2 separate regions of the Mus musculus genome follow, and region 2 is linked to region 1. A link is a loop called in an ENCODE intact Hi-C map of the cell type or tissue named here. Cell type or tissue: left cerebral cortex. All regions are shown on one strand. Links, peaks and the distances in the headings refer to the core of each region. The heading gives the core; the rest is flanking DNA.

Region 1 (2,807 bases), core at 104-2,603:
GGGTTAAGGAACTCCTAGTTTCCTAGTGACCCTTTCCAGATTCTTAATTAACACAGTGTATCCTTCTTCATTGGGGAAAAAAAATCAGCAGAAGTGTTTGAAATACAGGCTTCGGTATATAAACCAAGGATGATTCACTGAGTCTACATTTTTTTTCTATACATTTTATCAAAGGAAGGAGCAAATTGGCTCAGTCTACATTGCTGGCAGCACCATCTTGAAGCAAAATGTTGGACAAGGTCTCCTGGCAAACAGTGGCCACTGCCCTTTTGCCCAGAAAAGGGGGTACTGTTGTACCAGCTGGAGCCCTATGCTGGCGGGCGGCAGTCTGCAGTGCTGCCTACTCATGCTAATGATCTCAGACCAATGCTGCTCTTACTGGGACGTGGGAGGAGAGCAGACCATGCCAAATTCTTGCACAAGGTCAAATGTTTCTGGAGAAAGAAAGCCAGGGTTAAATTAGCAGTCAGGCTGAGATGGGGGGTCACTGTGTGGTAGAATACAATCCAGTTCTGGTGAGTCTGCAAAGTCAATGGAGAGAGCAATAAAAAGTAATTACGAACGCATTTCTCAACTTGGAAAGCCAGCCACATCTCACACCAAGGCCAGATTCAGAGCCCTTCTGTTCCAAGGATGTTGGAGCAGGCTCAGGGACAGGAAGGGATTGTGTAAGCCAGCCGCTTCTCCCTGGCTTTGGAACCATGCACCCTGAAAGCAAAATGCATCTTGAAAGAGAAAAATGAAGGACATGTCTTTTTGAATTCCCCCTTTAATAGAAACATATTTTGTATCTACAATATACCCATGTTTTTAGGGCTGCTCACTAGTAAAAACAAAATCAGCATCAAAGCAAAGGAAGGGGAACCCTTTTAGGAAAATGTAAGCCATGGCAAACCTAAAATACCTCAGCTCTGCCCTGCTTACCAACATCAGGACCGCAGAGAAGCTGCTTGTGGGAGGGATGCATCCAAAGGGAGGAGGTGGAAAAAAAGAAGTCGTGGGAGGAAGAAGCGTTGATCTCTGGTGTCAGGGAGAAATTCGTGACAGAATTGACTGTTTTGGATTGACTATTTTGACAGTTGATTTTTTTACCTCCCCCCAGTCCCATCCCCGCAACTCCAGAATCATGACAGACAATTGCAGAACATCAAATTGATGAGTGAACACTTCATCAGATCTGGTTGCCTTAACAACTAAAATAGCCAAAATGTTAAGACAGTCAAACGGGATTGATTATTTTTTGATACAATCTGTGGGTGGTTGACCCAGGAATTCTCAGTCTAATCCCACCTATAAACAGAGGCTCTATCAGCAAGAAAGCAGGCATCAATCACCCGGATCCGTCCCATCCTCCAACGCCCCTGGAAGGCTGAGAAGCACCAGCAGCAGCAGCCTCTGGATGTCTCTAGGTGATGGGTGGCACAGGAAGCAGCCATCTGTGAGAGCTGGGATTCTGATCCCCGCAGCTTCTAGCAAGATAAGAGTCTGGCTTGGGTGGAAAAACAGATTGCCCCAAATCGTCGTCTAGAGGTGCTGAATCATGCATGAATGTCAGGGCATGATGCCAGCCATGGCAACTTTTCCTGAGGGCTTTATCTGGTATGAACCCAGAGAGTTCTGGGTTAGGATTTTTTTTTTCAAACTCACAGAGATAATTGTTGTGTCATACACCCAAAGGGAAATTAAATCTCGCTCGTAATTGGTATTTGCTGGCATCTTAAAGACAAGAGAAAGTTCACCTTAGATTCCTTAAGATCTTGAATTAAAACGTTTCCACTAGAGCCTGCTATAATGACACATGCCTGTAAATCCAAGAGGTCAGGTGACTGAGGTAGAAGGATTGCAAGTTTGAGGCTAGTCTGACTTACCTGGTGAGTTCAGGGGTCATTTCCAAGGTGGGTCCCTCTCTCAAAAATCTACAGAATCTTGAAAAATCCAAGTTTCACCAACATGCCAGATCTGCCAGCTGAGACCATGCCAGAGGCATCGTCTTAGCCTACTGGCTTCGGATTAGGTACAGAAGGCTTTTGGAGCTTCAGTCTTGTTTGTCTGTTTGCTTATTTGGGTCTCCCCCCCCCCTTTTCATTCTAAGTTATAAAAAAAATTAGTTAATAACTTGGCGGCAGTGGAGAATGTGTTAAAAAAAATAAGAATCAATGAAAAATGTGACTTGGTGAGAAACTGACAATAAGTAGGGTTCAGAACCCCACAGAGCATGCACAGCCCGATTTTTCCAATGCAGATTGCAGTAGGCACTGACCACAGAAACAGATATATTCCTAAGCCTTTATTATTGAACAAAGAATAATTCCTGAGTCTTCCCACTTTTAAAAAGATGCAGAAAAAAAAAAAACCCACACAACTCCATAACAATACAGTGTTAAGATAGAAAACAGCACCACTTTTGTTAGGGTGCCCAATTGCTTGAAATTTGGTTCAGGCTCAACTCCTAGAGGTCCTGAGACAGCCAGCTTGTAGCTCAACAGTAGCAGAGGTTGAAAAAAGTATTATAGAAATAAGGCACCCACCTGGAAATAGTAGTCTGCTAGAGGAATTATCGAAGATGTTGATATATTGATTTGGAGAGAAATGGCTTTGTGGATATGTTTGAATGTGGATTTAAATATAATATTCCACTTTCTTCTTAGAGCATTCCATCTCCTACGGTACTCTCAGTTTTCTGATTTTAATTGATCCTTTAGGAAAGGTTGACATTTACACTAGAATATGCAGGCGAATGCCCCGCCTTGCTGAACTGCCTTTTCTTTTGGGCTTGAATTGCTGGGGTCTGAGCTTGTTGTTTGGTT
Region 2 (2,807 bases), core at 108-2,607, 50 kb after region 1:
ATTTAGGAACTTAGGCTTGGTGTCAGCTTGAATGGTAGACTAAAGGATCCCAAACTCCTCCTCTTCTTGACCCATTAGGTAAGTATACCTGCATATTTCCTGAATTACTTAGATCCCCTCAAATGCTACATGCTAACAACTCCCAGAATTTGTTGCCATAATGTATATGTATGTACCAGCTAACTTCTAAAATCTCACAGCTCTATATTATCAACGCCTGGGGTGAGAAATAAACACTAGCCCGTGCTTATCTCTACCTAGTCTCACCCCCACAGTTAACCATGTATTTAATCTCTCTTTCAGAATGGCGTATAATCAAAAGGAAGAGAATTTTAGAATTTTTAAAGTTTCCACATTTGCTTCATGCCCTCCCTTGCACAGGCATAGGGCCTTCTTTGATACAGCAGTCAGGTTGCCAGCAGACATTTCTTTGAGGAGGAAGACACACTATACCCTTTAGGTAAACTGTGTCAAATGAAAGGGCCAGATGCTTGCCTCTGGCTGAGCTGAGAGAGAGGAAATTTAAACTGTAGCCATTTATCTATGGGCATCTACCTCTTCTTTTGCTTTTTGCCTTCTCTTTTTCTCTTGCAAATGCAGGGAGGGAGGGTTGAAAATTGAAAAGGATTAAAATAAACCGAGAAATCAAAGGGATTGAAGGTTTGGAACTAGAAAGAAGAGTCTAGATGTAAATAACATCTTTTAGGTTATTTCTGAGTCACTGCTATGCATCTCTGTTTGCCTCCTTTCAAATTCAATGAGAATCATCATTCCTGTCTCCTATGGTATGCCAGACCCAATGCTAGTCACCAGAGATGGTTAGGAACATAAACAGAATATTCTTCGATGGGACTCCTCGAATATGGGGCCATTCGTATAAGCAATCATTTTCTAAGGCAGATCACCAAATATACACATAATTAAAACTCAGTCATATGCCCACAAATATTATCATGTAACACAATAATAAAGTGACAAGATTAACCTATTTGTAAGAATTAAGAGTTTTTATAGTTCTAGGCTTTTCCCATGCATGTGTAAACATAGCTTATATGTGCACTCCCAGGGTTCTACAGATTTCTAGGACTTCCATATTTAGTTTTATTCACAGCTACAATTTATTATAATGAAAATATAAGAGCAAGATTCATCAAGACAATAGGTTCATGGCACAAATCCTAAAAGAAGCCAAGTAGAGCTTCCAGTGGTACTGCTGCATTTGAATTCTCCAAGATAACCTGGGGAATGTCATCTATCAGGGGAAAACACTTTGGAGACTCAGTGTTCAGTATCTGAATTGGGAGTTGATGGCATGGACAGTCTCGCTATGACTGGTACATATCAAAATTTTAGACTCCCAGAAGGAAAGCAGATGGCCAACATAAAAACCGGTATTATTCATAGAAGTAGGCATAATGTGCCACTCTATCTGGTAGGGATGATGAGGACACGCCTCCATTTCAAGTTCTCTGCTGTTATTCTAAGGTGTAAACCATGATGTCAGTAACTTGGACCAGGGATGCAGACCTTCTAGGGTATAGCAGCAAAACCAATCATAGACCATGTCACATCATACATGTCTCTCTAATCCTCACCCATGGTTTTATTATATTTCACTTCCTAGACAGATTGTGTATTTTTCATTATTGTATAGGCAGATTTTTTTAATACCTTATACCTGCATTATTCAGGTATATGTTTTACACAGGCATCTAGATATAGTATTCCTGGTGTTATTCCATTCAATAAGGAAGAAAGGTCACTGTGTTGGAATTTTAGTGGATTTACAAGAGTGTAGATAGAGTATGGGAAAGAGAAGAGTTAGGATACAGATGGCAAACTAAACCATGGAATAGAACTTGACAGTGAGCAGAAGTGGTGTGGATGTCAGTGGAAGGCAATAGGATAGTCCTTAGAGATGGATGGAAGATGGAGAGCGAGCCAGGAGCAAGCAAAGGTGGCAGAATTATATGGCCTGAAAGCCAGCAAGTATACCAGCTGTAAGGACATCAACTATAGGGCAACTATAGGGACTCAGAGAGAACAATGGTGGGCACTTGGATTTTCAGTTGGTCACCCATCGTTCATTCATACATGTTAGGCATCTGTTGCATGTCACTCCGCTGGTGCTTACCATTAGAACATTGTTCTCTTTCCCTTTTTGTTAGCTAGCAATGATATTCAATATAGATTTTAGATAACTTGGCCATTCATTAACTTCATTACTATTCTTTTGTGAATGGCACACAGCTCAATAGAAGCTGCAGAGAGTGACTATGAGTCAGGTCTCAGATGCTCCGGTAATTTGCATACACTTGAAACTACAAACAGGAAAAGCAGAGGGCGGGGGTTGGAGGGGGGGGGGGAAGAACTATGAAAGCTGAGAAGATCACTCCTGTGTCTGGGTTTCCAGGTAGACTCCTTCCTGTGCTCCCATCTCAGGTGATCTGTGTCCCTCCTGCCTGCAAGAGACCTTTCTCCTGCACACTACTGAGTTTCCCTGCGTGGGCATCCGTGTGATGTGGAGAAGAAGCAGTAAGTAGCTCTCTCTATTCAGTTCATTGATTTTTCTCTCCCTTTCACACCAGTCTCTCTTTCCTGCTCCAGGAGCCTAAATGCACACATCATTCAGCCACAACTTGAAGGATAAGGGAAGTTTTATTCTCATAGGGTTTTATGCATCCATTCAATAGACATTGAGCGCTATATGCATCTTATTTGGCAACTTGTTTGAAATTGCATTGGTGTATGCGTCTGGATGGAGTTTAGTTGACTGGGAGAGCACCAGTATTCTTCATTCATTTGCA

The links. Hi-C counts contacts between places; a loop is a spot of excess contacts. Peaks named below come from ENCODE experiments on the same cell type or tissue, not always from the same donor. Only the 100,000 strongest peaks of a DNase experiment are listed, where the experiment ranks them.
Region 2: a loop joins it to region 1, with 2.0 times the contacts of the local background. A loop is called at or near these places in 4 of 42 quality-filtered maps.

What each region holds. Positions count from the first base shown.
Region 1 is chr16:50,008,419-50,011,225 of GRCm38, reverse strand. No RefSeq gene overlaps it. Among named protein-coding and RNA genes, the nearest start is that of Gm6936, 29 kb to the right of the region's middle. In left cerebral cortex, for the core only: no CTCF peak of the experiment used is centred there; DNase peaks (open chromatin) are centred at 378, 580, 945 and 1,483; H3K27ac peaks cover 1,837 bases.
Region 2 is chr16:49,958,747-49,961,553 of GRCm38, reverse strand. Gm19723 (predicted gene, 19723) reads right to left here. Exons shown (of 2, transcript NR_153658.1): 2 at 2,642-2,807. It also overlaps Gm5486. Among named protein-coding and RNA genes, the nearest start is that of Gm19723, 4.3 kb to the right of the region's middle. In left cerebral cortex, for the core only: no CTCF peak of the experiment used is centred there; a DNase peak (open chromatin) is centred at 1,388.